Linked DNA regions of Homo sapiens: regions 1 and 3 are each linked to region 2. Evidence: chromatin contacts called from ENCODE Hi-C data. All regions are on one chromosome and are shown on one strand. Each heading gives the region's core, a stretch centred on a gene start or an enhancer-like site at or near the end of the contact. The rest is flanking DNA. Distances are from core to core; before and after follow the strand shown. Region 1 has its middle 74 kb from the start of NAV2-AS5. Region 2 holds the start of ZDHHC13 (zDHHC palmitoyltransferase 13). Region 3 has its middle 17 kb from the start of MIR4486.

What was found. A loop is a pair of places that touch in the nucleus more often than their neighbours do. Pooled maps may share reads with other maps.
Region 1: a loop to region 2 is called in a map of OCI-LY7, with 4 times the contacts of the local background. The contact joins the enhancer-like site here to the promoter of ZDHHC13 in region 2. A Hi-C loop is called at or near these places in 2 of 168 maps with a recorded cell type or tissue (GM12878 and OCI-LY7), 7 of 37 single-sample maps with no recorded cell type and 13 of 50 pooled maps.
Region 3: a loop to region 2 is called in a pooled map, with 2.3 times the contacts of the local background. The contact joins the enhancer-like site here to the promoter of ZDHHC13 in region 2. A Hi-C loop is called at or near these places in 1 of 37 single-sample maps with no recorded cell type and 4 of 50 pooled maps.

Annotation. Positions count from the first base shown.
Region 1 is chr11:19,431,029-19,434,505 of GRCh38, forward strand. It overlaps a transcript of NAV2 not described here. Among named protein-coding and RNA genes, the nearest start is that of NAV2-AS5, 74 kb to the right of the region's middle. RefSeq lists a silencer at 1,360-1,560. Within about 2 kb of position 1,748, at least 5 of the 41 ENCODE cell types and tissues checked have a DNase peak (open chromatin) inside an H3K27ac peak, as active enhancers do; they include GM12878 and OCI-LY7, where a contact is called at or near this core.
Region 2 is chr11:19,115,918-19,119,355 of GRCh38, forward strand. It overlaps ZDHHC13 (zDHHC palmitoyltransferase 13), which reads left to right and starts at 1,251. Exons shown (of 17, transcript NM_019028.3): 1 at 1,251-1,359. The coding sequence starts at 1,333. RefSeq lists silencers at 981-1,220, 1,271-1,350, 1,441-1,670.
Region 3 is chr11:19,556,547-19,559,859 of GRCh38, forward strand. It overlaps a transcript of NAV2 not described here. Among named protein-coding and RNA genes, the nearest start is that of MIR4486, 17 kb to the right of the region's middle. Within about 2 kb of position 1,290, at least 2 of the 41 ENCODE cell types and tissues checked have a DNase peak (open chromatin) inside an H3K27ac peak, as active enhancers do.

The sequences.
Region 1 (3,477 bases), core at 498-2,997, 320 kb after region 2:
CTTTATAATGTAAATCTGCCTTATTTTAGCTTTGTTAAAGGCAAAATAGACAGGCAGGTGGAGGGGCATCTCATCCCTGCCTGGAAGCTGCCCACAGCTAGTTTCCACTGCTGTCCCTCAGCCCTGGTCTGATGGTACCAGGGATAAAGAGTGCATCCCTTCAAGCTGTGCTGAGTTGCTGCTGGTTAAAGCCCGAAGTGGGAATCGGCACAGCAGGCTGTTGCTTCCTGGAGCAAGAAGGTAAGCGAAGGTAAGCAGTCATTCTTCTAGTTCTTTGCTGCGTTTAACGACTGCTGAAGCTGGAAGTGTGACAGGGCACTGCAGTGTACCCATCTTAGTGTGCCGCAGGAGGAGGTCCTGGGGGTGGGCAAGCATGCTATGCTGAGAAATGAGACCAACCACTGAGCACAGAAGCCACAAAAAGACCCTGCCTCCATGGTTTTCAAATTTTATTTCTGTTTCAGAAAATATTGTTCCAAGAAACTCTTACCTGGAATTCTGTTGCACTAGAACAGTTTTTCTGGCCAAAGTGAGGTTGGGGCTGGGTGCTGACCCCATCCTTCTTGGTCTCCTTCCTCTCCTTGTGGTTCTGATAGGGCTGTAAGGAACCTTTGGAATTTACAGAGCAGAGAGTAACAAACAAACAAACAAATGCCTGGTGTCGGAAGATAGAATTTAGATTAAGAGCAAATTTGCAGGACTGGGACCTTCTGTAGAGTCTATCAAGATGAAATATAGTAAGCCAAGATTTGCACATATAGGTGCAAGGTAGAGAGTGCTGGCTTAGCAGCAGCTAGGAAAAACACAGCTTTTGGATTTTGCCATAACACACATCACATTTTCCAACATACATCATAGTGTGATCTGGTTGTCGAAAGTATTGATAAGACTGGGTGCGGTGGCTCATGCCTGTAATCCCAGCACTTTGGGAGGCCAAGGCTGGCCGATCACCTGAGGTCAGGAGTTCGAGACCAGCCTGGCCAACAGGATGAAACCCTGTCTGTATTAAAAATACAAAAATTAGCTGTGTGTGGTGGCACAGGCCTGTAATCCCAGCTACTTGGGAAGCTGAGGCAAGAGAATCACTTGAACCCGGGAAGTGGATGTTGCAGTGAGCTGAGATTGCACCACTGCACTCCAGCCTGGGCAACAAGAGCAAAACTCCGACCAAAAAAAAAAAAAAAAAGCATTGATAAGCTTGAATTCACATTCTGTGAATGTGATGAAAACCCAGAATCCTTCTGTAGAAATTGCCACTTTCCTCTCCTGTGGCCCACCCCTGTCATCATTGTTAATTGATGTTTATTGATTAGGGGAGAGCATTTGAACTAACCCATAGGCTGATCAGCAGCTGCTAGGACAAACTGCAGCTAAAACATTTCATGACTGAGTTGGTGGTGATTAAGGGAAAAGATCATATTCTCTCCCTGTGGAAGTGTTGAATTTAAGTCATAGAGAGTATGTTGGGAAAAAAACCACAAATGGCACACTCACAAGAAGGCAGGCAGAAGCCAAAAGGCGTCATGGACAGTGAGGAGGTGAAAGCCAGGATGAAGCAGCCACTGAGAAGACATGGAGCATGGAGAGCGAGGCAGTGGGGGAGTGGGTGGTATGGAGAGCAGCAGAAGTCAACCAGGAAGGAGCTGGGGCCCCCAAGGTACAGCTAGGGTGTCCCTGTAGTGGAGACTGCACTGAATTCTAGATTTCCCTGCAGGTTTCAAAGCATGTTCCAGTACTAATCCATTCCAGGGTTTCTGTGAGGCCCAGGTTCTTGTGTTCTTTACCCTCATTTGAATCTCCCCAATAACTCTTACCGCAGCTGAGGAGAGCTGCTGCTGTCCTCTGAGGCAATTCTTACTTTTCAAAATGCCTCAAACCCAAACACAAGAGTCCAGCTCACCCAGAACCACAGTGTCCTGAAGGCACTGATGTTAACCCCATTCCTTTCCATATTGCTCAAACTGTGGCCAGCTCCTGTCACTTCAGTTTTCACTGGACATTGACAAGCTGGAGTATGTTCTGAGGAAGAGTCCTGGGAGTTATGCTGTATAGAGGACTTTGGGGCAGAGACAAGGAAAAGATAAGAGTTCAGACTTCAATTCTGTCTTCAAATGCCTGAAGGGTCAATATGTAGAGATGGCACTATATTTTGAGAGGATGCCTCTAAAGGGCAGATACAGGACTGAAAAATGGAATGTTTGTGGAGGTCAGTTTCAGCTTTCTAACTGGAAGTACTCTTTAACACTAGAATGTGTTACTTCATTAAGTGGTGAGCTCCCCATCAAAGAGGGCAAGCAGAACAGGATGCTCTACCTGGAATTCTCTAGAGGAAATTTCTGCATTTGATGGGGCACCAACAAGGTAAAGCCCAAGGTGCCCCGCAAGCATGAGATCCTTGGCTTTATTTTGTGCCTTTTAATAGCAAACAGATATCTGGTCCTGCTGACCTGCCTAAAAGGAGGAAATGAAACTTGTTGACTATTGCTTTTTAGGACTGAATTTGGAAGGAGGCAAAAACAAATCTATTTTCAGAGCAGCAAATGCCAGCACAATTTACATCAAAACCCCCATCTGCTCAACTGAAAGGCGGTGGTATGGACCAAGCATTTTGTGAGCCAGCAACAGGCTTGCTTGTTGAAGAATGTTAGCTCCATGGGGAGTCTCTGATTAGGCCCCTGAAGCTAACTGGGGCCTTTATATTAACTTCTTGCAGTTGTGACCACTGTTGGCAAATTGTATTTCCCCCAATTCAAAGGCAGATCATTGCTTTTCAAAAGATCTCACATCCAATTGAATGTTTAAAGTATTATATGCACAAATAAAATCTGTATTAGAGAAAAGTCTCAAAAAATAGAAATGTATTAGAGTAAATAATGCTGGCTGCTGTAAGAGATGAGCCTCAAAATCGCAATGGCTTAACACTTCAGCATCTGGCCAATAGGCAAAGGAAGAGAGAGCAAGAAGTATCATGCAGGAAGTGTAGGTGCCAGGCTTGGAAGTAATGACTATTTTGCACACACTCCATTGGTGCAAACAAATCACATGGCCTCTGTTGGATGAAAGGAGAGTGGAAAATGAGCCAAAAAAAAAAAAGAGGAGAACATGGATATTGGTGAACACCAGCAGTCTGTTATAAGAAACAGAAGATGTGGTTTTCCATGTGTCTCAAGAGATGGATACTACAAATTTATCCATGAAATTGGACCAAGGCATCAGATTTTACACACAGTAGATGCTCAGTGGCTGATGAGGTACATATTAAAGATATTAAGGCATCTTGGTCCCTGGAGGGAGAAAGTGGCACTGGGGTTCATTTCTGTGTGATTAGGTGATGGAGAACTGAAGCATTTTTAAAAGCAGAATTCATATGTCAGAATGGCCAATGTTTTATTATTGATAATTAGAAAAAGGAGAATGAAGAAGTTGGAGAGCAAGAAAGGAAGTGAGGAGTTTTTCAGTGTATCCTTGAGAAGAAGA
Region 2 (3,438 bases), core at 1-2,500:
AATGACACGCCTGTACATCCATCCATCCATCATTCATTAAAATTGTGCTGAGCATTTTCCATGTCCCAGTGCTGTGTTAGACACTGGGAGTTCAGAGATGGATCTGACATGGTTCCTATCCTCAAAGGGTTTGGGCTTTTGGGGGCAAGCCAGGGCTGACGTGCCCAAAGGACACAGACACTAAAGCAATAGTAATACATCTACGATTTTATTGTATCATAGCAATATTTTCCATGGAAAACCCAGCACTTTGTTGGATTTCTATTTATTTATTTTATGATTTAGTATTATTTTTATAAAATAAGGAAGTCATAATGTTTTCAGATCGTTTTCAAATTAGCTTCTAAAGGTCTTAATCTGGTTCCACTTGGCAACAGACACATCTAAGGAACCATTACAAAGAACTGTGTTAAGTGCTGGGCTAGAAAAACCCCAGTGTTTACTCGGGGCTGAAGTAGGAGAGCCCCACTGCCCCACTGGAACGCCCCAAGGGAAGGAGCCATCCCTAATGCTTGCTTCATAGACCTTCAAGCTGGACAGGGCTTAAATGCCAGCTCCTCCAGTGCCCTCCACAAAGGGTCGTGGAGGTCAGGGGGGAGGTGCACTTCAAGTGGGAGGCTCTCGCCCACTCCCCCTCTAGCCTGCGCCGTAGAACTCATTTTTTGTTTCATTTGAGGAAACAGAACCTCAGGCGGTAGAGGTGACTTGCCCAAGATCACGCAAATGGAGTGGAAAACATTTAAATAGCTAACATCTATTGATTCCTTTTTATATGTAACGCACGGGCTGAGGGGCTTTACATGCGTTTTCTCATTTAATCCTCCTGATAATTCCATGAAGTAGGTACCCTTATTTTCCTCATTTCACAGATGAGAAAATTGAGGTAAAATAAGAGACTTTCACAAGGTCATTTAGCAATTAAGTAGCCAAGTCCAGATTTGCTCTCAATAGATGGTGGTTGACGTTGGAATAACAGTCTGATCCTGACCCTGGACGCACATCTGGGGCCCGTGGCACCTGGGGCAGGGAGGGGCGCTCGGTCCTGGGCTGGGGCTGGGGGAGCGACCGGCACGGGCGGGCCGGGGGTGGAGCCTCTGGCGAGCTGTTCACAGCGGGCTTCCCAGGAGGTGAGAAAGTCCCGCCCCTAGCCGATGGAGGGCTGGGATTGGTTCTCCGGGACCGATTGACGGCTCAGGGCACGAGCGGGGACCGCAGCGGCGGAGGTGAGGGCGCCAGCAGGAAGTGGGAGAAGAGGCGACCCAAGGCGGGCTGGCGGGCTGGCGGCAGTCGCTACTTGCCTAGTAGCCTCAGCCGCTGTGGGCTCCTGGGGAGATGGAGGGGCCGGGGCTGGGCTCGCAGGTGAGTGCGGCCGGGCGGTGGCTGTCCTGGGGGCCGGGAGAGCGGCTGCAGCTGTGGAGGAAAGGATGGTGTGGGTGAGAGGCCGCTCGATGAGGGGGTTTCGGGAGCGGCGGGGCCTAGGTCTGGGAAGCGGGAGCCTGGAAACACCACGAACGATGCTGGAAATTGTCTCTGAGGCGACTGGGAAGAAAAGGCGAGGACTGAGGGGTGAGGGCCCGAGCCGGCCCCTCCAGCCTCCATCCCTGGCCAGGGCGCCCCCTGGGGCCGGTACCCGGAGCCCGGCGGGGACCTCTGTGGGCCTGGGGAGGGGACGATGGCCCTTCCCGGGAGAGGTGTCAGGTGACACACCTGATTCGGACCCGCCCGTCTTGACGTTGGCCCGGAGTCGGAGCGGTTCTGTTGATTTCTTTTTCAGCCCTGGCGTCTTAGCACCCGCCTTCACCCCACCCAGTCCAGTTTTCGCTCCTGTTTCCGCATCCTTGCTTACTCCTTGAAATAATTAAGGCTGCTTGTTTAGGATGGAGGAAAGGGGCGTGGAGAGGGGAGGTACACCACAGCGATCTGCAGAATCTCAAAGGACAATATTCCGTGGAGGAGGTGTTATATAAAAGCCAGACGGAGGTCCAAAGAAGCCAGGCGGGCCAGTCGGAGAAGTTACAGGAGGTAGATGTTGTCTCCAAGAAAACAAGATTTTTGTGCTTTTTGCTTATGGCCCTTTCCTAGTGCCTAGAGTACTGACTAGTATATTGTAGACGTTCACTTAATATTTATTGAATAAATGCAGAATTTCCAGGTTCAGCCAGTTTTAGTGAGTGCATAACCCATGTCAGATGCTTTCATATGCATTATTTTATTCCAGAATTGAAGCATCCTTAAGAAGATATTATCCCCATATACAGATGAGAACGAACACTAAAGCTGTCTTCAGCTGGAATCAGTTAGGCGGTAGATTCTCAGTTTGGGATGATTGGATTACCTGATCTCTAAAAACGTTTTTCCAGTCCCGAGAGTGTTCCTCATGCTTTCCCTTTCCCTTCTTTCAGCACGATCTTGTGTAGGTTTAAGTGAGGGACAAGATGTCTGGGGAAATGTCAAGGTGTTCTTATTGGTTATTCTTGAATTTTAACAGAAAAAAAATAGTTCTCAGGCAGACTGGATTTTACCAAAGGGTGTTGAATCTTCACATGGAAACAGCGCCTCATTCTTTTTCTCAGAGAGGCTCAAAGAAAAGTTGGTAGGAGTAACTATTATGTCTTAATTACTGCCACTCATTTACAGAAGGCTTCAAGTGCTTAAAGTTCACTCTCTCATGCTGAAGGGAAGATTAGCCTTGTCCCAGTTCCATGGCCTATAGAGAGGGAGAGAATGATTTGGTGGTTGAATTTAGTAGGGAAAGGTAGAGAGATCATTGTCGTTGTTAATAATAATTGCTCTTGTTCACTTTTTCAGTAATGTGAAGACCTCACCTATATATACTGCTTTGCAGTTTGCAAAATACTTCCCCATTTTTGATCCTCACTATAATCCTCTGAGGTGGGGAGAAATGATTATTCTGATTTTAGAAATGAGAACAGAGGCTCAGAAAACTGGAATCACTTGCTACAAGTCAAATAGCTGCTAAGTGATAGAGCCAAGACTTCAGTCGTTCATTCAGCAAATGTGTTTTGAATGTCTGCCAGGCACCGTTTTAGGTGCTGTGATAAATTAGTGAACAAAACAGACAAAAACATTACTGCTCTCATTGAATTTGGTTCTTTTGATTCCAAGATCGGTGCTGTTGGATTTTTGCCAGGATTTGCCTATACAATCAGGTCTGCAGTTTCCTTTCTGACCTCATCTTTTTTTTCTTTTTTCAGACAGAGTCTTGCTCTGTTGCCAGGCTGGAGTGCAGTGGCGCGATCTCGGCTCACTGCAATCTCCGCCTCCCGGGTTCATATGATTCCCCTGCCTCAGCCTGCCGAGTAGCTGGAACTATAGGTGCGGACCACCACACCCTGCTAATTTTTTGTATAGTAAGATGGGGTTTCACCATGTTGGCCAGGATGGTCTCGATCTCCTGACCTTGTGATCCGCCCGCCT
Region 3 (3,313 bases), core at 40-2,539, 440 kb after region 2:
TTTTAAATGCCTGAAATATAAACCATAGAATTTCAAAGAAAACCAATAATATTGAAATACAGATATCAAAATGTTAAAATAATTTTTCAATATATGTGCTTCTTTTTAATACCTTAAGTAACACGATCTAGCAGAAGATCAAATAATTACTATACCTATAAGGTAGTGATGAATTCAAGTAATATTTTAAATTACATGCAATAGCTAAAATGTGGTATAAAAATGTCTAAGTTTCTGTCAGTGACAAAGTTGTCTATATAGCTAAAACTACTGTTATTTGAAGCCAAAATTCATAATAAATGACCATGCTGTATTTTGGTTAGATCATGAAATAAAAACGTCATTTTTCCTATCCAAGTTCATGTACTCTCTGAAATTCTTACTAGTCTTCTAGGGGATTTATGGACCTTGATTTTAAAAATCTCTGTATCAGAGTTTTTTACTTCTTTCTCTTTATTCTCTCTAATTCCAAAATTTTACATAATAGACATGCATTGCTTCTATCATGTAAAATAACCAAGGAATTTTAAAATTAAATAAGCAAATGAACAAAGAAAATATAATTCAGGCTTATTAGATCACTGGATGATAAGGCAGTAAGTGCTCTCAGATGCCATATCATTTAACCCGCAGGTTAAATTCCACAAGAGACATGGTATTAATGTAGCCGTTTGGCAAGTGAAGACATTGATGCCAGCGGAGGTTAAGAGACTTGTCCAAGGTCACACAGTCAGCAAATGATGGAACCAGAGTTTGAACCGAGGTGTATCATTCAAACCCAGACTCTTACCTGTTAGATCCACTGAGCCTGGCAATCTACGGCTTACGATGAGTAAACTGAATGTTTTGTTTGTAGAATTGATTTATTTTAGCCACTGTGAAGTAATCTCTTCACATGAATGTTTCTCCTGCTGAAGTACATCTGCCCTTGATTAAATGTTGTCTATGCAATTCATGGACAATCGATGGTACTCTAGGCTCTGAATGAGAAAACTGGAACTTCTGGTTGCCACAAGTCTGCTGATGGCTTAGGCAGGGACATTCTGTCTCCCAGGGGCCCTATCAGTGCTCATGTGGTCACGTAGACACACTTCAACTTGAGCTTCAGGTGGGATGCTTCCCTATAAGCAGTGAACGCGAAAAGCCTTGGCTAAAATGGGATCCACACCGAACACAGAACAGAACTGGGGCTGCACTTCCAGGTGAGAAGCATAGGGTGGGATCAAGAGGTGGCTGAAGGGATGGCAGATTCTCAAGCTGCATTCCTGCAGTCAGGATGTGTCCAAACGGAAGGCTTGGACAGTCAGTGGCCACGTGGGGGCAGCATCGAGCCAGAATGACAGAGGGCACTTCGTCTGGTGAATATCATGTGAGTCCATGTGGAGCCTCCTCTTTGGAAGATGGGGTGCTCTTGTGGGATGAACGTTGGGGAGGGACAATCTCTTTAATAACTCTGAGAGGTACTGCTCTTTTTATGAAGGGGCAGTATAACGTGGTGCTTATAAACGTGGGCTCTGGATAGTTAGCCTATTTGTATTTAAAACCTGCTGTTATTTATTAGATAACTTACTTAAGTTTTCTGTGCCTCAGTTTCTCCATGGGGTTGATATGAGGACTAAATGAATACACATTAGGCACTTTTTCAGTTATCTATTGCTGCGAAACAAACCAAGCCGAAACAACTACGTATTTGCTCACGATTCTGCAATTAGGGCAGGGCTCAGTGGGACAGCAACTCGCTTCCTCATGTGATGTTGGCTGGGCACTTCCAGTAGGGCTGGATGAGCCAAGAGGGCTTCCTCAAATGCATGGCACCTCAGCTAAAGGCTGGCAGGGCCTCTCTCTCCAGCACGAGAGTCAGAATGGTTTTACATGGCATTGTGCCAAACCCCTACTCACCTCAATAGGGAAGTCATCAGGTTCAAGAGGTTGAAAAAGAGACCCAGAGCCAACAAACAAGACATGGGTTTTGACTAGGGGCTTATGTACAGGGGAGAGAATCCAGTGGCAGCGGACTGGACAGTCAAACCACCTTCCTATGGCCCAATGGCAGCAGGCTAGGCAGAAAAGCCACAGCTGCTTGTGAACAGCATGCAATTTATAGAGCATTTTCACTTAACACCCTCCCTGAATGACCTGAACCTGGCAACATTCACTTAACCCAAAACCTGGGGCTTCAATCCCCTGTACAGCCTGTGTTCCATGGGACAGGCTGGGGGCTCGGATGTTTTCTCATAGACAAGGAATGAATGTCTGTGTTGGCCATCCCTGGATTCCCTGTCTCGGAACACACATTCAAGTCCCACACAGGTGCCATACAGGGCCATTCTCAGGGTATGTTTATGTTATTGCTGTCAAGTGTGTTTGCCCTATACATGGTGGCGCAGGACTCCAAGAGAACTAAAGGCCGTTCCCAGCCTCTTACCGCCTTGCCTGGGAGCTGGCACAGCAGTCACTTCTACCATATTCCATAAGTCAAAGCAAGTTACAAAGCCAGCCCAGATTTAAGGAAGAGAGACACAGGCCTCTCCTCTTGATGAGATGAGTGACTTGCACATGCAAGAATGGGAGGAATTATTAGTGGCCATCTTGCAAACCACCTACCACAGGTACTTATAGTAGTGCCTGGCACACAGAAAGTCCTCCATACATGGAAGCCACCTTCACAGCTGAGGAGACTGAGGTGCCTCGGCTACAGAGATTGTTCCCAAGATCACATGTCAGGTAAGGACAGAGCTAGAATTGAAGCCCAGGTCTTTCTGAATTAAAAGCCCATTCTCCTATGGCACCATTGTTGTAAGCTCTGTGCCCTTGGCCAAGTCATTTAACCCCCGAGCCTTGTTTTCCTTGTGTGATGTCAGGTGGATATAGTAAAGACAACCACCAAATAGAATTATGGCACAGACTAAATAAGGAAATGCCCAAGAAAGCATCTTATCACCTATAAAGCATTATGGGAGCATGAATTATTTTGAGATTTTAATTTGAACTTCATTTGTTCAGAATGTGTCTACTGCTGGTAGAATCTGTATTCATGCTTCCTTTCCTTGGCACTAGGGTGGCTGAGGGTGGATGGCAGGAGGGGTCACATGCTTATCCCCACAGGCAATAGCCATTTTCAAGTCTTCAAGAAGCGTCTATTGATGTGAATGTTAATGACAAGCCATTCTCATCTGTGCAGTAAGGAAACTCCCAGGAACCTTGTTACAGGAAAGGAGCCTGGGGATGGGAAGTGCTTTCTTCGGAAGCTTCTGGCACTCTCCCTTTCCCAGGGCCAGTCTGGTTTTCATGGTCTGCCCCTGGTGAGTGTCTC